Regions from separate parts of the Homo sapiens genome. Here regions 1, 2 and 4 are each linked to region 3. A link is a loop called in an ENCODE intact Hi-C map of the cell type or tissue named here. Cell type or tissue: endothelial cell of umbilical vein. All regions are shown on one strand.

Region 1 (5,000 bases), 150 kb before region 3:
TAATATGCACCAACCATTTCCTGTAAGGAGCCGTGTGACTGGGCACATGATTTATTCCACAAATGACCCAGCTCTCTGCAAGGCTCACACATCATCTAAGAGGAAATAATCGTCTGGGTGGAGCCCATAACAAACAAGAACATGACACTGGACAGGAGGAAAGGGAAGTGCCTAAGGAAGAACTAAAACTGCTCTTCTGCACAGAAATCCAGGGCTTTGAGGAAGTGCAAGTCCCCCATGGAGGAAGGCCACAGTACAAAGTGTTAGATAAGTAGGGTTTGGGTAGAGAGAGGAAAGCAGGTAGATGGGTTGCACAGCACTGCACAGATACTTTCTTACAACGGGTGAGAAAGCTTCCCAAGGGCCATGCGAGCACTGGCCAGGAGCCTTTGCATGGCATATGGAGCAAATGCCGTCTGCCACTTGGTGTCTGAATTTTTTTTGCTCTTGTCCTTTAGTGATTCCTGAGTGTGTTCCAAATTATGTTGCTAGCTTGGCTTAGACAAAAGAAGACAATTTGATAAGAAACACAAATGTTGGACAATTCATGTTAAATCACCATCTGGCCTAACAGAAATATTCATGTTTAAAAAATATATATCATCATTTGCCAACTGGGTAATCTGTTACACATTTTAGGGAAATCTGAAGTTGGACAATTAACTCATACCACTTTAAAACAAACATCTTTGTACCAGGATAAACAAAGAAGAAAGGACTTGAACACAGAATCCATATTAAATATGTCTTTTGCAAGTCAATTTTAGTGCCTTGAATAAACCAGCATCTATCATGCTTAGATGATCCAAAATATTGGAAAAGATAAAGCAAAGATAATACAATCCCTGTCCTAAATTAAAGCTATTCAGTAAACTGAGACAAAGTATTTGAAATGAAAAGTAATCTTTTAGACACTCAAATGTCTAATTAAGGCTTGCACCTCCCATTCCCCCGAGTCTCCCTTCCCTCTCCTACCCTCTATCTTGCCCTGAGAATGACAGGAAGGTGGTGGGAGATTTCCTTCTAAAAATAAATTTCATCAATAAACTGTTAAAAAAAATTAATTATACACACTACTAACTCTCAACAGAAAGCGAAACTGAGCCTTGCTCCAAAGAGAAAACTGATCCTTGATCTTTTTACTTTCATGTAGTATAAAGTTGGAATGTCTTAAGTTATTCCTTCTTAAAATCATGTATTTCCATTTAAAAAAAATCTTATTTTAATGTTATTCCCCTGAGATCCTTCCTTCATCCAAATCTTAGTTACCAGCATTCAGAGTCTAAGTTACACTTGATTATATTTTTCTTTCTTTCATTTCATTCTTCATATTATTCCCAGGTGATTATATTATTTACCTAAAAGCTAAATCTGGTTCAATGTTTTTTTCCATAGACACTGTCTAAGTATTTCTGAAGAAAACCAGGTGGAACATGAATCATATCCTACCATCTGGATGAATATAAACCAAATTAAGAGCTATATGAGGCTGCAAAAATATTTGAGGGCATGCTTGAATTTTGAGGAATTGATAAAATAACAGCCAGGCACGGTGGCTCACACCTGTAATCCCAGCTCTTTGGGAGGCTGAGGTGTGAGAATCACTTGAGCCCAGGAGTTTGAGACCAGCCTGGGCAACACAGGCCTCAACTCTACAAAAAAATTTAAAAATTAGCCAGACATGGTGAGACACTGCTGTAGTCCCAGCTACTTGGGAAACTGATGTGGGAGGATCACTTGAGCCCAGGAGATGAAGGTTGCAGTGAGCCATGATCATGTACTGCCCTCCAGCCCTGTCTTAAAACAAAACAAAAGCAAAAACAAAACAAAAACAACAGAGATCTCCTTCATTTACAAATCTCTGCCTTGCAGTCGTAATCCTTATTAGATAAAGCAAAATGACACCAAGCAGATGTGTTTTTAAAATACATCTTGCTGATGACTAATTACATTTCATAGATATGTATCTGCCTATTTACTTCTCTGGCTTCTCTCACACTGCATTACAAGAATATAGCAATACCAATTGTTTTCTCAGCAAGAATTCTAGGTCATTCTTTCTATTTCCCACATTCCAGTACTTTTGGTTTTATTAGACTGATTTGCTATCTTGATTGTGTTGCTACAGTAAGTGTAAAGTAGGTGATTAAAATACAGAAACACAGAATACTGGAGACAAAAGGGGCCTTACAGCCTATCGAGGCCAAGTGTAAATGTTGCCAGGTTTATTTCTATGTAACTACAGTGCCTTAAAAAAAATAACTGGCCTAGCAACATGTTGTATACATCAGCAGAGACATTTAAGAGGTAGCAACAGTTACCACGAATCCAAGTTTTCCTTTCCCTTATCTTGAATAACTAGAGACTTTTAACAGCATAAAAAAGCCCAAATACACACAAAGACGTATTATTCAACAAGTTAAAACCCTAGTTCACAAATTTACCATTCCCTGAGTTATAGAACCATTTTTCTGCCCTTTTATCTTTCCACTAGAAAGTGGTCCGGTTTCTTCAATCTGGCAGGTTACTATGTGCAGCCATTTTCATGGGCTGCTTCCTGTTCCCAAACAAGTTCCTCAGTCATGACTCAATCTAAGAAATATGATCCAGCCAATTTACTGGAACTCTCACCCATTATGCTTGTCTGTAAACTGCAGAGCATGATGCAAAGATAAAGCAAAACTGGAAAGTGAAGAAAGCAAGAATTTGGATTATTTTCTCAAGAGGCACATGCAGAGTTCGGTCAAAAAGATGTCAGAAAAAAAGTTAATTTCCAAAACAGCAGGTGATCCTACCTGCTACAAAAAGCACATGGTACTGAATTTTCCATGAGAGGTTCACATCTGAGTCCCCAAGGAGGTTTTGTTTTTTTTTTGTTTTTTTTTTGGTGGTTTGTGTTTGAGTAGGATACTGCTGCTAGGCTTCAAAGGACTTATGTAAGGGTTTCACTACTTTGCTGAGAGAATGGCTTGGTTTGACAAGCAAACATTAGGATAAATTTTTCTAATCTCTTCCCCATTTTTGAACAAGCCATGTATGTATTGAGTTCTAAATGCTGTCCTCCACAGAGAGGAACTTCTCACCTTTGGGATTAGGTCTTGTACTGCCCTTAGAATGATCCAACCCTCCCCACACCCGACCCGACCCCTGCCATATTACCAACAGAAACTTCAGGAACATTGGATCCAACTCCCTAACCTACTTTACCAAACCTCCATAGAAATTAACTGGGCATGGACTGACCAGGTGGCTCAGATCTCCACCTTGAGGTCAAACAGCTTTGCTGCCCATGCTGGTGTACCCTCATCCTCCAAGGAAGTCCCCCATGAGGGTGGGCACACACAATCCAGCACATTCACACCGTAAGGCTTCTACAGATACTTCTGCCACTTCTAAACTCCCCAAGTGATCCTTTACCCTCTCTTTTGATCCTGGATTTGTAAAGATAAATGTAAAGATAAAGTTCAATCCTTGGGGTCCTTTTCAGATTTTTTTTTTAAAAGAGATTAAGAGTCTTGCTCTGTTGCCCAGGCTGGAGTGCAGTGGCACCTTCCTAGCTCACTGCAGCTTCTAATTCCCAGGCTCAAGTGATCCTCCCACCTTGGCCTCCCAAGTAGCATGCATCACCATGCCTGGTTAATTTTTATTTTTTGTAGAGATGGTTCTTGCTATGTTACTCATGCTGGTCTCAAATTCTTGGCCCCAACTGATCCTCCTGCCTTGGTCTCCCAAAGTGCTGAGATTACAGGCATGAACCACTGTGCCTGGTCAATTTTCAGATGTAACTACCTACAAATAGCTAAAAGTAATAATAAGTCAGTATAGTCAGTCATCCAGGCTTGGGGGCTAAGTAAGTACTAAATGCCATTTACTGCTGCTAGCCGGAGACCTTGTGTGCTGGTGGTATGAATTTTAGATACATTTTATTAACAATATTATTATATGTATAAAACACTTAGCTTTAAAAAAAAAAAAAAAGATCCTTGCTGGGTGCGGTGGCTCACGCCTGTAATCCCAGCACTTTAGGAGGCTGAGGTAGGTGGATCACAGGATCAGGAGATTGAGACCATCCTGGCTAACACGGTGAAACCCCGTCTCTACTAAAAATACAAAAAAATTAGCCAGGCATGGTGGCGGGTGCCTGTAGTCCCAGCTACTCGGGAGGCTGAGGCAGGAGAATCGCTTGAACCCGGGGAGGCAGAGGTTGCAGTGAGCCAAGATCGCGCCATTGCACTCCAGCCTGGGTGACAAGAGCAAAACTCTGTCTCAAAAAAAAAAAAAAGTTAAAACTTGTAGAATGGTGGTGGTTATAAAGGTAGTAGTCAAGATCAACAAGATTAGTGTAAATACCCTAAGTGGATCACTAATCCATCTACCCATCAGATACCACCCCCTCAGATGCCAGGGATACAAAGATGAGTAAGACACAGTCTCTGATCTGAGTTATGAGACAAAGTGATGAGAAGCAAGTAGAAGCCCAGGCAGCATGGAGGAGGTGCCACTAAATCTGCACAGAAAGACCTCACAGAAGAGGTAACGACTGCCACAAAGTGTATAACTGGCCTACTGTGTGAATATCCTTCCAATAAACAAGGGTTAAATCTATTTTCCAAAGGCCCAGCCCAAGTGGGCATTTGAAAGCAAAGGAGGCTATGGAGATGGCAAGAACACACAAGAAGTAAATAATCTCGGCTGGGTGCGGTGGCACACGCCTGTAATCCCAGCACTTTGGGAGGCCGAGGCGGGCGGATCACGAGGTCAGGAGATGGAGACCATCCTGGCTAACGGTGAAACCCCATCTCTACTAAAAACACAAAAAATTAGCTGGGCGTGGTGGTGGGCGCCTGTGTCCCAGCTACTTGGGAGGCTGAGGCAGGAGAATGGCGTGAACCTGGGAGGTGGAGATTGCAGTAACCCAAGATCGTGCCACTGCACTCCAGCCAGAAGGACAGAGTGAGACTCTGTCTCAAAAAAAAAAAAAAAAAAAAAAAAGTAAATAC
Region 2 (5,000 bases), 78 kb after region 3:
TCTTGATTATTTTTCTGGTTTTTTTTTTCAATGCCCTGTATTAAGTTTTAATTTGAATCTATTTTGTATTCTCCTTTGGGTAGTTTATAACATAGCCTTTACTTTTTACGTGCCTTTTTTTGGTTCTGTTTCTTTCCTCAGGTTAGTCAGCTCTTGTTTCATTTCTTGTTGTTGGTTTTTGTTTGTTTGTATTTCTGATTCAAGGTATTTTTTCATATCCCTGTTGCTTGATTGATGATATTTAATTCATGTTGTGTTACAGCTTTCTTCAGGATCGTGGCTGGTTTTAGGGTGGAGACTTTTCACCAATAGTAATGTTTTTATTGGCGTTTTCTGACTTTTGTAGTTGTTTTGTTTACAGATCTGATATGCCTTTTTCTAGTCCTATTTGTTACTTGGAAAGGGCTCCTATTTTGAGAGTGTTCTTTCCTGACACTTCTACCCTCTGCTATGCTATTTGTTTATAAATGGTGGTGTTTTTAGTGAAGGAAGAATTGGCATGTCTTGTTTCTCTTTCATTTCTATAGGGTCTTTAATTTCTCTTTATTATTTTATTCTTTCTCTTTACTGGCTTGTCTGCAAGGAGTCCACATACTTTTACGTGTGTACACGTGTACACATCTTGCTTCTCCAAGGCAGCCATTTCTGGTTCCTTCCATTTTCAAACTTCTTCCCATAGCCAGGGCTATGGACTACCAAGTCCTGTATAATATTTTGGCATTATTATTGCACTTTTGTTTTCTGGGAGTAATTTTGGCTGTACTTCCTCTAGTTCCTCTGTTACTCTCTACTTTTTGTGTGTAGTCTTTTAATAAGACTCCTTTTATTTACTTTTCATACTTATAAGCTTATAGCAGCTGGAAGGCTACAGGAAATCTGTTGGAATTTTTTCTTTTTATCTCTACTTAGAGGTAATTTGAAAGTTGCAGTGTTTTTTGTTTCCTTGTATGCTGAAGATCTAGGTCCTGTGTGGCTTTGTTTTCCTTGTTGATTATATTTTGGGGAGTTGAAGAAAATAGAGGGAGAGAAAAGATTCATAATCAAATGCCTGCTGTGCTTAATCCTTAAGTCCTGAGAATATATTTTCAAATTATGAGAGTCACTTCAAGCAAATACTTGCATTTTATATCAAACAGCATTTGAAGCCTTCAGTTTTCTTTGAGAACAAACATATTTGAAAATTATGAAACAGAAAATTCTGAAGTTTATTGACACTATTTTTTTTTAAGCAGAATGGAAAGTGAATGACATACAAGCCTCTCTGATGTCACATTGCCATGGAGTTATTTGGAAACAATTATACAAAGTGAATATAAAGTACTGGCATAACATACATATAATTAAGTAATAAATAATTTAAGTAGTTTTATATCACTCTGTTGACATAATATTCCCAGAAAAAAAGAATCAATAAATACATTAAAACTCTACATAAATGGGCCTTTTGATGCAGTGAATTTGGAATATCCATTTGTGATTAGCTGAGTTTGAACTTAAGTCAGAATGGAAGCTGCCCCTGTCAAACTGCATTTGGGACCTGGATGGATTTTTATCTTACACTGGGACCATGCAGAATTCCTAGCTGGCTTGTTGCACAGACTCACCTTGGTCATTTCATTAACCTTGCAGTAATGCAATGCCTCGTTTTATACTACTAATTTTTAAAAGTCTCATTTATAAATTTATGGTGAGTTTCACTACTTTAGATTGCCTGCAGTATATATATGAAGCAATATACAGAAATTTAAGTCATGATGCCTTCTTACTAGTACCTTAGAATTTTGATGTAGAATGAGAATTTTAAAGAAAGTTTGTTAATGTAACAGTATATACATTTAAGAATAAACTTTTTGAATAAGTAATAACTTGTACATTTATAAAATTTGGATATGTAGAAACATGGGAAATTCAAAAGTTACTCAAGAATGTTATAGGGAAAAATTTGCCTCCTATCCCTGTCTTACAGGCATCTTCCCTGTCCAAAGGCAACACTATTGCTACATATAACTGATGCAGGATTTTTGTTCCTTAGCTCAGCTAAAATCTTGTTGTATGACTAGGAAAAAATTAGCCATGCAGACACGTTGAAAGGTGAGGAGGGCGGAAGTTATTAAAAGAAAGCTCTCAGCAAAAAAAGGGGTTCTGCCAACAGGCTCCCACCTCACAGATTGAATACCAGGCCACCACATGCACAAGCTGAAGAGCCCAGGCTTCTTCCCCCTGCACAAGACACACATTCCTGGTGACTGTACCCCACTCTTCCAGTGCACAGGCGGGCCCCCAGTCTGCTGTGGGCATGCCCAGACAAGGCCTTGGTTAGGTTCCCTCATCTGCACAAAAGCATCTGATGTAAACACTTGTGGAGCGGGTTAGAGATTCTCTGGGACCCTCCCTTATCTGCCTCCTGTATCTACCATAACCATCTATGTATATATTTTTTAAAAAACAAATGGGAGCTTACTATTCTTTGCTCATCACATTTAGAGCCAGTTCATTCTTTCTGACAGCTGCATGATATTCCATTCATTGAATATACCCTGATGTATTTAACCAAACCCCTGTTGGTTGGCATTTAAGTGGTGTCCAATTTTGTCTTTGGCTTATATTTAGATTACAATGCTGTGATTCAAATAAATATTCTCAAATGTCTTCATTTCTTAGAACTTAGGAAATATTTCACCAAAAGCTTAGAACTTGGAGTTTGGTTCTGAATAGAAATGTTTTCCTGGTTAAAGTCAGGGTTTATACTCACCTTCTTTAATGAATTTCAATCTTGTGAGTTTTGAGTTTGATCAAGTGGTTATTAAAGTTTTCCATAGTCTATGGACAGATAAGAGCAAATAGAAGAGATGATTCATGCCTTAGGAATTTCTGCCTGACAAATTTCCAATTTATTTGTAACAACAACTAACTGTGAACATGAGATGTTAATTCCAAGATACCAGGAATTTCTAAAAGTGTTGAAAAGAGTGGAAAGAATGACAGATAATCTTAGTGATATTGTCAGTATAGTGGAAGGAAATTCGCAAATTAAAGTGATACTACTTGTCTTGGTGAGAAAGAGTAGGTGTGGTAGATAATTCTGTGTTAGGGGGTAAGACAGCATAGTACTAATAGGTAACCTGTCAACCCTTTGCCTCTTCTGACAAAGTTTTGGAAATTCACCTCAGAAAGAAACTGTATCTTTTAGCTATCACCATTCCTCCTTCCAGCTCCCCAGCAATCCTGCCCCAAGCCCTAAGCAACTACTGATCTTCTTTTGATCTCTATAGATTTGCCTGTTCTGGAAATTACACAGACTTGGAATTATATAATATGTAATCTTATGACTGGCTTCTTTCACTTACCACATTTTAAAGATTCAACAGTTGTGTGTATCAGTACCTCATTCCTTTTTTTATAACTGAATAATATTCCACCGCATGCATATTCTACATTTTGTTACTCCATTCATTACTGAGATTGTTTCCACATTTTGGCTGTTATGAATTGTGCTGCATTAAACATTTATGTACAAACTTTTGTGTGACATATTTTTATTTTTGGGGGTTTATAGCCTAGGAGTGGAGTTGCTGGCCATATAAGTCATAACCCTATGTTTCACCATTTGAAGAATAGCCAGACTGTTTTCTAGCATGGCTGCACCATTTTACATTCCCACAAGCAGTAAATGACGGTCCCATTTTCTCTAAGTTATGTAATTTATTGCTATACAGTTGTTCATAGTGTTCCTTTATAATCCTTTTTATTTTTGTAAGATTACTAGTAATATCCCCTATTTTATTTCCAGTTCTAGTGATTTGTGTCCTGTCTCTTTTTTTCTCGGTCACTTTAGCTAAAGATTTGTTAATTTTATTGATCTTTTTGGAGAACTACCTTTTGGTTTCATTGATTATTTTTTATTGGTTTTCTATCCTTGATCTCATCAATTTCACCTCTAATCTCTAATAATTCCTTCTGTCTGCTTGTATTAGATGTAGTTTGCTCTTCTTTTTCTAGTAGCTTAAGGTAGAAGGTTAGGCTATTTGAGATTTAAAAAAATATGTACAGATATTTACCATCACAATTTCTCTCTAGGTATTGCTTTACTTTATCTGATAAGTTTTGGTATATTGTGTCTTCCTTTCCATTCTTCTCAAACTGTTTTCCAATTTCCCTGTTGATTTCTTCTTTGACTCGATTATTTAGTAGTGTATTGTTTAATTTTCACATATTAGTTAGCTTTCCAATTTCTTTCTTATCAGTTTCTTATTTCATTCCATTGTGGCTTGAGAACATACTTTGTATTATTTCAGTCTTTGAAAATTTGTTCAAGTTTATTTTATGACCTCGCTAGCATGTAGTCTGTCCTGGAGAATGTTCTGTGAGCACTTGAAATAAATGTACATTCTTCTGTTGTTGGGTGGAGTGTTCTATTCTGTTAGGTCTAATTGGTTTATAGTGTACAAGTCCTATTGCCTTCTTGGTCTTGTGCCTAGTTGTTGTGTCCATTATAGAAAGTAAGGCATTGAAGTCTCCAACTGTTATTGTTGAATTATCTATTTCTCCCTTCATTTCTGTCAGTTTTTGCTTCATATATTTTTGTGCCTTGTTATTAGGTGCATTCTGTTTATATTTGTTGTTTTGTCTTCCTGATGGCTTATCATTATAAAATGTTCTTCTTTATAGCTAGTAATATTTTGTTTCAGTCTGTTTCGTATGATATTAGTATGTAGTCACTCTAGCTTTCTTGTGTTTGCTGTTTGCATTATATATATTTTTTCTTTCGATCTAGTCGTATCTCTGAATTTAAAGTGTAGATTCTGTAGATGGCAAATAGTTGGATCTTTTTAAAAAAATCGTCTCACTATCTTTGTCTTTTCTTTTGGTTGTTTAGTCCATTCACATTTAATGTTATTATTGGTATGGTCGGATTTATGTCTGCCTTATTTTCCCCCCCTCTGTGGGTCTCATGTCTTTTTGTTTCTGTAGTTTGTGATTATTGCTTTCTTTTGCCTTAA
Region 3 (5,000 bases):
ATAAATGGATAAACCGAGAGTGAAAAAAATAAGTAGCTAATGTTTAAAGTGTACTTTTAAGTGTGCCAAAGTGTGCTAAATCCTTTGTTTCTTCCCAAGCTATGAGGTATGTGCGGTTTTCTCCCATTTTACAGATGAATAAATTAAGTCTGCTGGAGTCTTAGCAGATATGCTGTGTGACAGGTTAGAATTTGAAAGCACATCAAATTGACTTCATGGCCAAGTTCCTAAGCTATACTTGCTTCTGATGAATTAATTCAACATACATGAGTCTTTACAAAATACACACTGTACCAGCAATACAGAAATTTAAAAATACGGTATTTACTCTTAAGGAAGGAATAGCTTAGTAGGTAAAATTATAATACAGCGTTATAAGAAACTTAACTGGGAACTATACCACCTGGTCATTTAACCCAGTTTTGGGTTTGTGTTTGTTAGTGCAAAGATGTTCCAAAGTAAAGATTGTCTGAGTAAATTTTGGATGTTTGCATTACTAATAGTTTGCCAAAGGGGGAAATTGTTCTTGGCATACAAACAGTATGTTCACAGGTAAAGAAGTGAGAGACAAATTAGGGAACTGCTGAGACTCAAGTGTAGTAGGAGAGGGTGAGAATGACAGGGGACGAAGACTGGAGAGGTGAATCTTGTTTACAGGATTTTACGTGGGGCAATACATGATTAGATTTACCTTTGATAAAGGTCACACTGGGAGCAAATTGAAGACAGTTGAGCATTTTGGCAGTATAATGGCTGGGAACATAGACCTGGATTTCAATTTCCACTACACCGTTACAGCTCTATGATCTTGGGCAAATCACTTAACCTCTGAGAGTTTCAGTCACCGTCATTTGTAAAAACGGGAACAGTAATCCTGTTTTGCAGTGTTGCTGTGAGAATTGAAAAAAATAGAGTTAAATGATCAAGTGTTTAGTGCAATGCCTGTTACATAACCTTTCAAAGAATGGTAGCTGCAATTTTCACAGTGTCTAAAGGCAGAGAGACTAGGAGACTATTATTCCAGGGAGAAATGCTGGGATTCTGAACTAAGGCATATTATTGGGAGTAGGCAACTTAATTGAGAAAATGCTAGGAGGTAAATTTTCCATAACTTGGTTACTGAGTGGTGGGGAGGGGAGGAATAAAGGATTTCATCTCGTCTCCTGGCTTCAATTGAGGTTATATTATTAATAGCTGTCATTAGGTTTAAAATTTTCTAAATGGTTTCATGTACATTTATGTGTTCTCATTTGTATGCATATATGTGATTGTACATTTTATGTAGATTCACACTCTTAGAACCAAGTAAGGAGGGCAGGTTTTCCTTATGGTTAGATTTAATGGCTTGGTTTACAGCATTCAGAGAAAAAATAGTAACGTTTGTAAGGCACACCAAGATGATGGTTGAAGGTGACTGGTCAGGGATGCCCTGTGTGGCTGCTCCAAGGACTGAAGGCATCGATAGTTCAGGCACGACTGTAACCCATTTGTTGCATAGGTTACAGCTGGTGGGAAGCCCTGGTCTTTGGTTCGGGGTTAGACGACTAGTGGTAAAATCTAGTCCTGTACTGGTACTTTGAGATTTTCATCAAAATATGAGGGAACACAGAAACTTGTATTAGATGACACATCAAAAGCTTCCACAGAGGGTGATATACTTGATAGATAATCATGAGGAACCCAAGTCTCCCTTCTACTTCCTACTTAGCTGGGCCTGCAGTTGCCAGCTACAGAATCCAGCCTAAAGGGAAGATAAATGATAGAGGAAGAAGGAACCACAGTATATATCTAATAAGGTGTGAGTATGCCTATATGTCAATTATTTTGGAATAATTTTGTGATTTGTGTATTATTCCTTCCCTTTTATTACTTTGGATGATAACATTGCTTGTAATTGTTTTATCACATGGTTGTTTTATCACATGGTTGGTTATATCACATGGCCTGGAGTAGTGACTTCTTGAAATGCCATATTTTCATTCCTGTTACAGAATAGTCATGCATATGTTTCAACATTTATAGAGTAGTTGCTTTATGAAGGTCCTGTCCTAGGCATTGGAGGTAAAGAGATGAATAAGTAGTCTTCAGCCTCAAAGAGTTCACAATCTAGGAAGTGAGAGACACAGTGCAGTTTGATTAGAGCCACTGTAGATACAGGTACAAATGTAGCACAAAGGAAAGACTGACTTACTCTATATGGGGGTGGGAGGGTGGGGGTGGTCAGAGGAAGCTTTCTGGAGAAGATTTTAAAATGTGGATGGTATTTTGAGAGTTTATATTCCAGGCAAAGGGAACAGCATATGACAAAGCAAGGGGCCATGAAAGTGCATATCGTATTTACATAACTAGGTGATTTAGTATTGGTAGAGGTGAGAATAAAATGAAAGGAGGGCAGTGGCAGGTCATGGAGGTCTTTGGCTTGTGGGTTATCAGTCCATTCGTTCATGCATTCATTCATGCTTATAAAATATAGCAGTGAACAAAAACTCTGCCCTATGGAACTTATATTCTAGCTGGAGTGGAGACAGTGAACAAACAACTAATATAGTATGTCAGGTAGTGATAAATATAAAGAAAAATGAAGCAGCTGAAGGGGCTTGGTGATAGAGAACCCTTGAAGGAATTAAGCTGGGAAGAGACATGATCAGATTGGGTTTGGGTTTGAGAGAAGTCACTCCAGCTACAGTGTTAAGAATGGATTGGAGAACGGTAAGGATGGACATAGATCAGTTAGAGGAGATCAGTTAGAGGAGGCTGTTGTAACACAATAGGCGAGAAATAATGAAGAATTAAACTAAGATGATGGCAATGAGAATAGGGAGGAAATGATGTGTGTGAGAGTTTTAGAAGTTCATTAGGTGACACCATTAAAGTTTAATCACACTTTAAAACTATGTAACTAAATTAATGCCACAGGAGTTTGGAGACTGAATGACAATAGAAAAGGGATGACACAGTCCAGAGGAATGTGGACATTTCAGAGGGCTGACCAAACAAAACCTGCTGTTTACTTATCACATGGTCTCCTATGAAGTTGGCACCAATTACTTCTTTTTCTTTTCTTTTTTTTTTTTTTGCTATGGAGTCTTGCTCTGTCTCCCAGGCTAGAGTGAAGTGGCGCGATCTCAGCTCACTGCAACTTCCTGCCTCCCGGGTTCAAGCGATTCTCCTGCCTCAGCCTCCGGAGTAGCTGGGATTACAGAGCCTGCCACTGTGCCCAGCTAAGTTTTGTATTTTTAGTAGAGATGGGGTTTCACCATCTTGGCCAGGCTGGTCTCGAACCCCTGACCTAGTGATCCACCCACCTCAGACTCTCAAAGTGCTAGGATTACAGGCATGAGCCACCACGTCTGGCCGGCTCCAATTACTTCTATCCCGGAACATATGTTCTCATTATTTGAAGTTGCTGAGCAGAGTATTGAAGTGACAGTTTACTCTTGGATCCTCCCTTTTTCCTTAAGTGCATGTTACCCATGTACAGTTTTTCTTTTGACTTTGCTTCTAAGTGCAATTTTAGATCCTTAAAAATCATAGTAAATGTCAATTACATATGTGACACTTTTACGTCTTGGTTTTGGATTTTTTTCAGTTTTTTTTTTTTTTAAGGCTCTTGTGGTCTTACGAAAAAGAGAAGAAAAAATACCATGTTAACTTTCATTCTTCCACACTGCTAACCTCTTTCCCAGTTATAACTTTGGCTCCAACCTCATTGTGGTTTGCATTAGTCAGAACTGCTCAATGGCAGTTTTTACGGAGGTTATAAATGTTCAGGTCAAAAGAATGATTAAGAACGCCACTAATTGTTTAGTCTACTTGCTTATAATGTCACTTACAAATGCCATTTTAATAAAAAGCAGTATATTAACGTCGGGCATGGTGACTCACACCCCATAATCCCAGCACTTTGGGAGGCCAAGGCAGGCAAATCACTTGAGCCCAGGAATTCAAGACCAGCCTGGGTAAGATGGTGAGACCCCATCTCTACAAAAATACAAAGAAAGTTAGCCTGGTGTGGTGGCACAGGCCTGTGGTTTCAGCTACTGGGGAGGCTGAGGCGGGAGGATTGCTTTGAGCCTGGGAGGCAGAGGTTGCAGTGAGCTGAGATTGCGTCATTGTACTCCAGGCTGGACGACAGGGCGAGACTGTGTCTCAAAAAACAAAACAAAACAAAAAAGTATTATTTAACATCTGCCGGAAGCTTTGGTAGATATTTTCCAGAAGGAATACAGCTGAGTTAACCTCTTGTAAATATTTCCCAAGAGGGTATCCTGAAGCCTGTAAGAGCTGATACAGAGCAAAGGTTATTTGCACAAGTGACCTGGCTTAAAACTTAACATCGTTTGGCAAAATTCGAGCTTATTTTGGTAGTTATGTTGAATGAAATATTTACCCTATTTTGAGTTCCTAGCTAGGAATTCTAGTGATAGTAGTAATAGGAGTTTTAATTGACTAAGTCCTAATATGACAGGAACCATGCTAAAGCTTATGTACATTATGTCATTTAAATCTCACACAACAGCTCTGAAAAATGAGTGATACTATATGTACATTACAGTTGAGGAACTAGAGGCTTAGAGAAGTTAATTTATCTAAGGCCTTGCATTTGTGAAATGAAAGAGATGGCATTTCAACTCTGTTCTTGCTCCAGAGTCCATATTCTTTCCTCTATGCTGGATTACCACATCTGATGTTCCCGGGGAGATATCTACTTACTATTCATCAAGTTGCTGTCTTTGTCATGCTAAGTTTCAAAGTTTTTGTGATTAAATAGATCATGATCAAATACTTTGTCATATAGTTAAGAAGGCATTAGTTTATGTTGTACTTAATAAATTATAAAACATCATTCTGTCAAAATGAAATTCATAATAAGAAAATGTAATGGGTGGTTTAAAAAGGTAGACCAGCCAGTTTACTTTTGTGAGTGCATTTTGCCATTTGACTTGTGGAAGAAGACAGTGTTTGGAATGAAAGGGAATTAGGAAGAATGTGGAAGACCC
Region 4 (5,000 bases), 58 kb before region 3:
TTTTAACTTTCCCAAATAACTTTGTATATAGATACTGTTACTCTTTCAGTAAATTCCATTCTATTTAATCTACCTAGAATTGGTTACTAATGCTGGCAAATAGGAATTCTGACTTGTACAGAAACTGGTAATGGGGATTCGGTTACACACAACAGACTTTCAGGGAAATCAGGAGAATCTGGGTATGCAGACTCATTGTGTTTGAAGATAATAAAAACCAATTAATATTCAAAGATGAGACTCTGGAAACCCACAGCTTATAGTAGTAAAATAGCTAATGAAATTAATGCCTGTGAGCATTAGGATTGAGTTGGGTATTAAAGACAAGACCATGGGGGAGAGAATTGCTGTTGTCACAGAACAGTATGAAGGAAATGAGGAATTCAAGAGCTGGGTGCTAAGGCTAGCTGCTTCATTTGAAGACATTAACAAATGAAAATCTCTAAATTCTCATCTTAAAACATGAACTGAAACCCAAGCTGTGAATTTGTTAAAAGAAACTTTTATAGCCCTAGGATGGAGATAGCTATAAACCAATATTTGTTCTTGTTGATTGCTGATTTGCAAATCAGTCGAATTCACCTCCTTACCTGGGGTCTTAGAAGAGCATATGTTAAAGTGCTGATTCCGAAAGAGTAAGATCTTTAAAATTAAAATGCTATATAGGGGAGAATTTGAAGAACGCAGAGATTCCTTGCCCCCAAACTCTCAGCCTTCTTTGCAGCTGAAGCTTTTATTATAAAGCTATTTCTCCTTTGTTTGAAGAGGCTGAAACTCCCTAGTTTGAGGGAGTTACCTTATAGGAGGTTCTCTTATACCCTACTCTTACTCTGCACTATCTCCAGATCTGTAATTAGAGTCAAACTCGCTGGGCGCGGTGGCTCACACCTGTAATCCCAGCACTTTGGGAGGCTGAGGTGGGCGGATCACCTGAGGTCAGGAGTTTGAGACCAGCCTGGCCAATATGGTGAAACCCTGTCTCTACAAAAAAATAACAAAAGATTAGCCAGGGATGATGGCAGGTGCCTGTAATCCCAGCTACTCGCGAGGCTGAGGCAAGGAGAATTGCTTGAACCCAGGAAGTGGAGGTTGTGGTGAGCCAAGATCACGCCACTGTACTCCAGCCTGGGTGACAGAGCAAGACTCCGTCCCCCGCCCCAACCCCCAAAAAAATTCTACTGTGCTTCAAGAGGCTAGTTTACAAAGTGAAGCTCAGTAAGATATATCTCAAGCACCAAAGAAATTGAAGAACTTTGCTAATTAATCTGTGGGATGTGAGTTAGAATTGATTTTAAGAATGTTGAATGAAGAAGAAGAGGACATGATTTGAGATTGGGTTGAATTTACTAATAGGGCTTACAAGAGATTCTGGATTATTCTAGTTTGAGAAGCTAGGAATAATTCTGTTTGCTCTGCTAAATGTTCATTGACATTTAGACTGAGGGGTGAGTCATACAAAATAAAGTTGAGATGCAAATCTCTTAGGTAAAATGTAAATGAACAAAATTTTAAATTTTAGGAGACAGGAATGCTGGATTAGATTTGTCATATCTGACCCAACCACCCACCTCAATTTTGTCTTCCAAAAAAGGGTCTAGCCAGTTGCAGTGGCTCACACCTGTCCCAGCTACTTGGGAGGCTGAGGTGGGAGGATCACTTCACCCAGGAGTTTGAGGCCAGCCTGGGCAACATATCGAGACCCTGTCTCTAATTAAAATAAAAATCATAAGAAGGTCCAGAAAACACTCTTTACAAAGGCCTTGAGAAACAAATCTATGAGGGAAGGGTCAGTATAAAAGTGATTTAGAGAACGTTTCACGTAGACCAGCGATGATGCTGAAAAAAGGCTACAGTTGAATTTGGCTTACTGAGTTTCAGAGGGATGGCAGGATCCCAGAGTGACATGGTCTAGGTAGCACATTTGCATGGGGCTAAGTTGAAAGTTAGTAGGTCAGTGTGAAAATTAGAATGCTCTGACTCATGGATTCTTGGGAGGTGACTAACTGATCATGGAGTCCCCAGGACTGAAATAAATAAGCAGTCACTAAGGTTCTACTTGATTTGTATAGCAAACAAGCAAACAAACAAAACCTTTATGTCTAGAAAAGAGAGACGGTATCCAATTTCCAGATATGAATGCGTTCTCAGACACAGTTAAAGGAAATCTGAGTACCCTCGAGGAAGTGCCTACTTGAGTCTACCTCCTGGAATACAAAGGGACTTGTGGCCATTTATTAGGACAGTTGTGAATGATGAAGCAGAGATAGTTCACTTTCATCTGGTACGGACAAGAATATAGCTTTACCTTCTTGCCACAGGATTACATCACCTTTTGGACCCTGGGTCAAAATGAAGTCAGCAGAAAGCTTCTTATTTCCTCATTTCACATGATATCAGATTATTCATCCTATACAAGTGGGGACAAAAGAGTAGAAAGCAATAAATACCTTGGATACCTTGAAAAAAATACATGAGCGCTCGAGTGGGAATTTTTCAAGGGTCCAGTGGTATACAGAACATGTTTGGCTATAATTCTAAAGTGAGAGATAAACTGTTGTACCTGAGCTCCTTACCAATATGAAGAGGTACTATTTTGGTGGACCTCTTTGGATATTAGAGGCTTGCTACTAGGTCCCAGTGGAACACCTAACCCTGAGACACCAAGTGACTTTGCGTCGTAATTGTCTATCAGGATCCAGGTGTTAATTCAGGCTCATAACTCACCAGGCCTGGATAGTCCTGAGGATGAGTGAGTTTAGTGAGCACGTTGCTTGTATTCTCCTGCTACTTACGTCTGTCACACTGCTGTCCCTCTCTAGCTTACGTGTGAGTGTCTCATGGGGTATTCACTATGTCCAATTGATTTGAGAGGAAAAAATTAAAATCCTGGTTTACAGATCCTTTTTTCTTGGCTTGAAGTGGGTTGCTTTAGCATTTATAGCTCACTCCAAGACCCAGAAAGACCAGGGGAAAGGACAATCCTTGACCGGGCATGGTGGTTCATGCCTGTAATCCCAGCACTTTGGGAGGCTAAGATGAGAGGACTGCTTGAGGCCAGGAGTTCGATACCAGCCTGGTCAAAATAGCGAGACCCCATCTCAATTTATAAAAAAAAGAAAAAGAAAAAGAAAAAAAGGGGCAATCCTCAAAATGGGCAGAAACTGAAATAATATGTATCTCGTTGTTCAGTTTGCCTGGAATTAGCAGTGGCTAATAGTTTGGTAACTTGACCAGTGACTTGGAAGGGTTAAGATTGGTCACAAGGAAGCCTGAGTAAAAAGTACGTGAAAGGACCTCTAGAAATAGGCCAGAAGGTGTGAACATTATACCTGATATTATCATTGAAAAGGAAAGTAGATATGATCAAATTATCTAGTTATTATGTTTAAAATTTTAATTAGCTCTGGAACTTACACTGAAGATTAATATATACATCCAATGAACTTGATCCAGCAGTGGTTGAATCTGCCAGTGTATGTGTGTGTATGTGTGTATGTATGTGTGTGCATGAAAAATTCCACCTAAATCCTTCCTCACTCTCACTCTTCCCATATAAACCCTTACGTTCCCCAGAGTATGGTTTAAAAGCCACTGAACTAGTTCAATTTCATTTTAGAGAATAAGAAAATATCCAAAAAATTGACTTGATCTGTCTCAGGCCATATAGTGTCTACCAGAATAAAGGCTCAAATCCTCCTCTTAAACTGGCACTCTCTCCAAAATAGCACGTGACTTCTATAATTCAGAATAAATTCAATATAATGGCAACTCCACTCTTCCCTATTATCTAATCCATTACTCAACATGACAGAAAAGTATCACCATTTTCCATTCTTCAAAGCATGGAAAACTGAATGGCAGGATAGATGCTTGAATGAAAAAAGATTAAATATTAGAATGCATATTTGTAATTTCCATCATATTACCTTTCTCCCTTAGACTTGGAGTGGCCTTCCATCTGTAAGTGGCCAATAGTGTAAAGGACATTGTATTCATTGTTAAATTAAGGGACAGGCAGCTTAATTCTTTCAAAGATGTCTCCAGTTGTGACTCATATCTAAGGTTGCACTATCTAATATAGTAGTCACTAGTCACATGTGGTGATCAAGTTGAAATCTGGCTAGTTTGAATCAAGATATGCTGTAAGTCTTCAAAATCTGGTGTAAATTTACCAGATTTTGTATATATAGATAGATATATACCAGATACATATCTATCTATCTATATATTTAGATATATAGAGAGATATATAGATAGATAAGTATCTGGTGTATATTTAGAAGACTTAGTATGAAAAGACAATGTAAAGTATTTAATTAGTAATATTAAATATTGATTACATGTTAAAGTAATCACATTAAACAATTTTGGTTAAAGAAAATACAGTATGAAAATTAATTTCATAAAGAAGCCAATCTGAGAAGGCTGTACATACTGTGTGATTCCACCCATATGAAATTCTGGAGAAGGCAAAACTCTGGAGACAGTAAAAAGATCAGTGGTTGCCTGGGGTTAGGGTGGAGGGAGGGATGAATAGGTGGAGCACAGAGGATTTTTAGGGCAGTGAAACTACTCTGTGTGATACTATACTGCTGGATATAGGTCACAAATTTCTCCAAACTCATAGAATGCACAACACCAAGAGTGAACCCTAAAGTAAACTACAGAATTTGAGTGTTCCAATGTAGGCCCATCAGTTATAAAACATGTACCACTCTGGTGGGAGATATTGATAATGGGGTAGGCTATGCACGTGTGGGGGCGAGGGGTATATGAGAAGTCTCTGTATGTTCCTCTTAATTTTGCTGTGAACCTAAAACTGCTCTAAAAATAAGTTTTTAAAAAAGCCTATTAAAATGTACTTTACATGTTTTACTTTTAAAAAATATGGTTATTAGAAAATTTAAAATCACAAATGTGGCTTGCTTTATATTTTTATTGGTCAGTGCAAAAGAATGGAAACCAAACCAAGCAGAATTTGGCCAGTGTTTCCTGTAGCT

The links. A loop is a pair of places that touch in the nucleus more often than their neighbours do. Peaks named below come from ENCODE experiments on the same cell type or tissue, not always from the same donor. Only the 100,000 strongest peaks of a DNase experiment are listed, where the experiment ranks them.
Region 1: a loop joins it to region 3, with 3 times the contacts of the local background. A loop is called at or near these places in 4 of 110 quality-filtered maps.
Region 2: it touches region 3 in a loop (7-fold over the local background); 2 of 110 quality-filtered maps call a loop at or near these places.
Region 4: a loop joins it to region 3, with 7 times the contacts of the local background. A loop is called at or near these places in 12 of 110 quality-filtered maps.

The regions. Positions count from the first base shown.
Region 1 is chr2:177,240,035-177,245,034 of GRCh38, forward strand. The region is part of intron 1 of NFE2L2 (NFE2 like bZIP transcription factor 2); the gene reads right to left. Among named protein-coding and RNA genes, the nearest start is that of MIR3128, 13 kb to the right of the region's middle. In endothelial cell of umbilical vein, no CTCF peak of the experiment used is centred here; DNase peaks (open chromatin) are centred at 87, 2,127 and 2,587; H3K27ac peaks cover 4,683 bases.
Region 2 is chr2:177,472,249-177,477,248 of GRCh38, forward strand. The region is part of intron 10 of AGPS (alkylglycerone phosphate synthase); the gene reads left to right. LOC105373762 (a long non-coding RNA gene) reads right to left here and starts at 4,146. Exons shown (of 3, transcript XR_923624.3): 1 at 4,059-4,146; 2 at 2,753-2,820; 3 at 916-983. RefSeq lists an enhancer at 1,788-2,987. In endothelial cell of umbilical vein, no CTCF peak of the experiment used is centred here; a DNase peak (open chromatin) is centred at 2,863; H3K27ac peaks cover 922 bases.
Region 3 is chr2:177,393,881-177,398,880 of GRCh38, forward strand. The region is part of intron 1 of AGPS (alkylglycerone phosphate synthase); the gene reads left to right. Among named protein-coding and RNA genes, the nearest start is that of AGPS, 3.6 kb to the left of the region's middle. RefSeq lists silencers at 321-615, 2,781-3,075 and an enhancer at 2,642-3,142. In endothelial cell of umbilical vein, no CTCF peak of the experiment used is centred here; DNase peaks (open chromatin) are centred at 2,941 and 3,761; H3K27ac peaks cover 4,225 bases.
Region 4 is chr2:177,336,293-177,341,292 of GRCh38, forward strand. LOC100130691 (Putative uncharacterized protein FLJ44553) reads right to left here. Exons shown (of 9, transcript NR_026966.1): 2 at 2,306-2,407. Among named protein-coding and RNA genes, the nearest start is that of MIR6512, 25 kb to the left of the region's middle. RefSeq lists an enhancer at 1,714-2,913. In endothelial cell of umbilical vein, no CTCF peak of the experiment used is centred here; a DNase peak (open chromatin) is centred at 2,009; H3K27ac peaks cover 1,732 bases.